Regions from separate parts of the Homo sapiens genome. Here region 2 is linked to region 1. The links are chromatin loops, found by intact Hi-C in ENCODE. Cell type or tissue: PC-3. All regions are shown on one strand. Links, peaks and the distances in the headings refer to the core of each region. The heading gives the core; the rest is flanking DNA.

What was found. Hi-C counts contacts between places; a loop is a spot of excess contacts. Peaks named below come from ENCODE experiments on the same cell type or tissue, not always from the same donor. Only the 100,000 strongest peaks of a DNase experiment are listed, where the experiment ranks them.
Region 2: it touches region 1 in a loop (9-fold over the local background); 9 of 110 quality-filtered maps call a loop at or near these places.

The regions. Positions count from the first base shown.
Region 1 is chr21:34,934,397-34,937,197 of GRCh38, reverse strand. The region is part of intron 2 of RUNX1 (RUNX family transcription factor 1); the gene reads left to right. Among named protein-coding and RNA genes, the nearest start is that of RUNX1-AS1, 99 kb to the right of the region's middle. In PC-3, for the core only: no CTCF peak of the experiment used is centred there; a DNase peak (open chromatin) is centred at 1,117; H3K27ac peaks cover 969 bases.
Region 2 is chr21:35,046,101-35,048,901 of GRCh38, reverse strand. It overlaps RUNX1 (RUNX family transcription factor 1), which reads left to right. Exons shown (of 9, transcript NM_001754.5): 2 at 1-60. The coding sequence starts at 3. Among named protein-coding and RNA genes, the nearest start is that of RUNX1, 1.8 kb to the left of the region's middle. RefSeq lists enhancers at 238-377, 1,583-1,642 and a silencer at 2,624-2,673. In PC-3, for the core only: no CTCF peak of the experiment used is centred there; DNase peaks (open chromatin) are centred at 21, 1,081 and 1,541; H3K4me3 peaks cover 2,500 bases; H3K27ac peaks cover 2,500 bases.

The sequences.
Region 1 (2,801 bases), core at 80-2,579:
TGTTGCATAAGTCAGTCCAGCAGAATAAATGATAACCTAGTCTTTGATTCAGTGAGGCTTTATTAGGTGACAGGTGACAAAGATTGGACCCATGTGTGCATAATCTTGCGTGCTTCAGGCCAGGCCTCTGTCTGTGTAGGGAGCAAAGAGACATGGCACGCCTAGGTCAGTCATACAATAGAATCCTTTGTCTCCCCTCTGTCTGTTCTGTGCAGAGTTTTTTAAATAAATACTTTTTAAAAAGCCAAATAGAGAATCATTTTCAGTTTTTAAATCAAATTAACCCCTTTTCCCACTAAACCACCATAAATTATAGTCTGGATAGGAAGAAAAAAAAAGAATTCTTTTCAACTGTCAAGTATTTACATAGAAATTACAGAAGATGTTATATGTTCTGCTAAAACCAGAGACGAATGCTTCGAGAGCTTTAAAACAGAGTCTTTTCTTTTCCACTCCAGCCGGCAATTACAGCAAGCAGACTGCACCCATGGGGTCTCCCGGCCAGGATCCTGCTAAGCGTTCTATCTGTCGATATTTCTTGCCATGCTGAGACTTTCTTTTGCTTTGTGCATTCGAGTGTTCTTGCAGTCCCATCCCTGGGCAATTAGATGAGATGCCACACCTGTAGCAGCCTCGTACATTTACACAGTTAGCAGCTTTTTATCACAAATGCCTTCTATGGGGACGCCCATCCTGTTTCCATTTAAATTCGTGAACATCTGTTACACAGGAGATGGGTTAGCTACCAAGCACTACTGTTAGATTTCTCGCCAGCAAGTCTCATTCCTTCATGTGGTTTCTGTTTTCTTCTTTAAACAGTTAATTATGTTTTATTCTTTCTTCTATAAAAGCTAAATTTAGCCAAGTTTTGTACTAATTTAAAACATTTTCTGGAAATGACAGAGTGCTATTTTTTTTTAAAAAAGAGGGGGGCTGAATTCTAAGTAGTTATCACAAATGAATATGAGGGGGGAAACGAACATGGCAGCTTGTGTCTTTAAGTCTCAAATTTTATTTGATGTATGCAGACAAACAGCACTTGAGTCATAAATTCAATTCACAGTCATTACTCACATATGTGTTGTGATTCAAAGGGGGGCTTCTGGGAAGGGGGGTCTCCTGGCTTTTTATCCCGCCATGTTAGTCACCTCTTAGTGTGGACTGAAAGTAAACTCCGAATTCTGTTTGTCACTGGCTGCAGCTGAGTACAGCCGTGTGCTATGTATAAACATTGGCAGATGTACTGTTGTGTATACCAACTGCATTAGCCCATTTGCTGTTTGGAGGTATCTATTATGTTTGCTTTTTAAGTTTTAGTCAACACGTTAATATAAGGAGGAAAACTATAGCTCTAGTGGACATGCTGTATCCCAGTGGTTCTCACCTGGGAAAGATTTTACCCAGGAAGGGACATTTGGCAATGTCAGGAGACATTTTTGGATGTGACATCAGGAGTAGGGGAGGCTAATGGCATCTAATAGGTAGGGGTTAGGGATGAGCCAAAACATCCTACAATACACAGCATAGCTCTCCACAGCAATGATTCATCCAGCCCAAAATGTCAAGAGTTCTGAGGTTGAGAAACCCTATGTTAACCAGGTTACAAAAAAAAAAAGTGTCTCAACTTGTTCACTGAAGGGCTAGCTCAACTATTATTGTCATTCACAGCAATCATATTCTTACCACAATACTAAAATTCCTGAACCCGAGAGTTTTGTTGAATATGTTCAAAGTCATATTTAAACATTATTTCATTTCTTTCTTCAACTTCCATATACCGTATGTGTTTGTGAAGGTATTATCTGTGTAAAAAATCAGAAACTAAGAAACCAGGCACTTGACTCTTAGGATGTTTGGATATCAGAGTCAGGATTTAAACCAAGGTTTAAGTCCAACCACATCCCAGTTAGGAATCAGCAATGCTATGACTCCGTGAAGGAAATCATGGCAGTGGAAGGAGAGCTCACAGCTGTAGGACCCATTTCTCGGTTGTCTTCAGGCTCCCAAAGAACACATCAACTAGAATCAGCTAACGCATGAGTGACAGATTATTTTCATTATAGAAGTGTATTTCTATTTGCTCTCTAAGCCTCTTTATTAATTTCACTCTTCAAAACATATACCACTGGGTTAAGAATTCATTAAATGTAAAGATGTCACATTTTGAATCATCAAATGTAGAATAAAGACAGAATCAAAAACATGAAAAAATAATAGCAGTAAGGGAGAGAGAGGGAAAATGAATATGGGGAAGTCTAAAAAATGAAAAAGGGGAAAAATGAAGGAATATGCCTGCTGTTTCCTAATGAGTAGCTGAAAGTCTTCAACCTATGAAGCCTCCTGGATCATCTGCCAATTGTTCAACACAACTCCCACCCCTGCCTTCATCCTCTTTCCCTGATTCACACCCTCATGGCCTCTTTTCATTACAGTCAAGGTCCATCCCAGCTTTGACCTCATGAATCCATTATGCCCTCCTCTGTTACTGCTAGACCTGCAGACCCAGTGTCCACAAAGATGCTCCTATATTCTTTATTCCTGCTTCTCTGGAATGGTTTTAATGCCCCCTAAAGCACCAGCATGTGAATCGACCTTTGTGTTCATATCATGGAGTCCTCTTAGCTCCTTGGTGCCTCCAAGGCCAAGCTTCCATCACCTGCCAAGACACAGCGAGCTGGACCAATATTTGTGTGGCAGGTTGGGTGTGACATGAATGTCAAAGCCACCCTGAATTGAGGGATTCTGCTCCCCTTTGTTGAACTTCCTTTGGGTGGTAAGCCAGACATTGTCATTCAGCAAAC
Region 2 (2,801 bases), core at 15-2,514, 110 kb before region 1:
CGATGGCTTCAGACAGCATATTTGAGTCATTTCCTTCGTACCCACAGTGCTTCATGAGAGGTGAGTACATGCTGGTCTTGTAATATCTACTTTTGCTCAGCTTTGCCTGTAATGAAATGGCAGCTTGTTTCACCTCGGTGCAGAGATGCCTCGGTGCCTGCCAGTTCCCTGTCTTGTTTGTGAGAGGAATTCAAACTGAGGCATATGATTACAAGTCTATTGGATTACTTACTAATCAGATGGAAGCTCTTCAGAAATGTTTTAATAAATACTTAGTTATGCTGTTGGAGTGTTCAGTCGGTGCGTGAGAACTTTGTCAAGTGCGAGTAAGTTGTGCTGGTCTTGTTTAAAGGCTTAGAGATTATGAAGCTTGCACGAAGCTCCCTGGGTTTTATTTTGCTGTCCCTTGCCCGGAATGCCTGTGTCTGAGTTATCCTTAACTCGGCATGCTGTGTGGCCCAGAATGCAGCCTGCCCTGGGGCTTAGCAGGCACATGCACAGAGCCAGCCAGGAGGGCTGGTGCCAGTGTGGGGCAGGAGGCGGAGGCTCTCAGATAGCCTTGCACCAGCCTGGGGACTTCAGGGCCAAAGTGGCAAGGCAGCTGTCTCTATAAGGCAGAGAGTACAGGAGACTGACAGACTTGGTTAGGTTAAAATCATCAGCATGGGGCTGTGCTGTGTTTTTCCTTGTAGCCTCAATGCAAAGAGACAACCAGCATCTTTCAAGAGAGAAAGGAAGCAAATTGTGGCATACCGAGGTCTCTCTGGAAAAGGGCAATAGAGAAGTTTCCCGAGTTAAGCATTCTCGCAGCTTAAGTCGTTAGATTACAGGCTTATGAATAGGAACAGCCAGGGTGGAAAACCTGTCTCCATTTTTGAAACCAGCCTCTTGAAATGGACAAAGCTGTGGTTGAGCTGTGAGTGTGTGAGTATGTGTGTGCATGTGCGTCTTGTGTATCTTTCGTGGTAAAAGAGGGCTGTGCTTAAACAAACAAAAATAATAACATAAAATGTCTCAAAGGCATTGCCGTGTGCGTCGGGGCACGCACTCTGACCAGTGCCTGCAAAGTGTATCTTGATGGTTTGGCAAAGCTGAGATGGAGTGGGCTGGGATGGGAGAATAATTAATTTTCTGGCTACAAACTCTCTTGAGCACCCAAATTGTATCTGTGACTCATTATTTATTCATACAGCTAAGTGAGCAGGGGAATGCAGAGGGCTTGCCGGCCACTTTATCACAGCAAATGCTATTGTGAATGCACGGGGCTGTATGTTTCCGGGTCCCTGAAATTAAAAAACTTGATGAGAGAGAGAGAGAGAGAGAGAGAGAGAGAGAGAGAGTGTGTGTGTGTGTGTGTGTGTGTGTGTGTGTGTGTGTGTGTGTGTGTTGGAGATGGCAAGAGAGAAGTTAAAGAGAAAGAGAAGAAAACAAGTCATTAACCAAGCTCAAGTTTCAAATTAAAGAGTTTTCAAGTGCTTCTTTACTGGCAGCAGAGGGAATTTTAGTGAAGTTGAATCATGCAGACGTGCGTTAGTCACTAGTCTTGCAGCGTCGTTTGGTTGGTAACACAGAGACACCGGCCACTGGTGAAAAGCTGCAAACGGCTCCCTGGCTGCATTTCCTCTGGGCTGCTAACAAGCAGAGGAAGCAATATTTGTATAGAATAACAGAAAAAAAAGATCTTCCTGGCTTTACTCTGCTTTCAGTACCCCCTCAGAACGTGTATTGTTTCCTATTTTATCAACTCAGGAAGGCAGATTCAGGAAATTTTTAAGCATTCCATTGAGCAATAGGTTGGGTTTCAGTGTGCAGTGCTGGCCCCTGGGGCTCTCCTTACTGGCCAACGGCAAAGATGGTGAGGGACACGCTGAGCTATGCAGACATCAGGAAATAGCAGGAGTCTGGCTATCTCCCGGACAAGCCCAGGGCTCCTGTGCCCGATGGACACTCAGCTGACCTGCGCTAGGTTAGGAACAAGGGTCGGTTAGCTTTCACGGAGGCAGTGTAGGGAGGGCCTGAGCTCGCACCAAGACTCAAAAGGGATCATCTGGAAAGGTTTTTCCACTCCTTCCTTTCAGTGAAAGGAACTCAGGGTTCTTTAGAATCTCTAATTTGGTAATATAATATTGAGATTTGATGTCAGAGGGCCAAGTGAAATCTTGGCAATTTCCTGGTTAATTTCATCCAAGTGATCCATCAACATAAAGGTTTAAATTGTCCAGGTTAACTGTCCACATCATTCACCCAAGCCGGAGAGGTAGCAAAATATCATTTCTTTTGATACCGTTTGGTCATCATCTTAGAGCTTGATGCTAGAAGAATCACCATCCCTGCCAACAAATGGCTCTCCCCCAGAGTTCTCAGCCTGTTGCCATAGCTGGGCCACTCGCAGTGGTCAATGCGGTCACTTCTGGCTGCCTATAATTTACAGCGTGTGTTCCCTCCCCAACGGCAACTGTGAGCCGAAAGGGAAGACAGCATCTTTGTTTTCTTCCTGGGATGGTACTTTATCAGTCCATGCAATTCTCACAGAAGGAAACCTGTAACTCATTTTTAGCCAGATACCCATGTGGAAATTGGGGGGAAAGAGAGGAGTGAAGCCAAGCAAACCATTGTTCCCTTCCTTGAGAGAGGCAAGCCGGAGTCTGAGAGACTGGCACATGAAATTGATGTGGTCTACCACAGAGAACTCGGGGCTTTTTCTATCACACCACACCAGGTTCCCACCGAATTTGCTTAGGAAGGAAGACAAGATGCGATTGAAATTCCCTGGAATTATCACACACGGTGTGCAACGTACA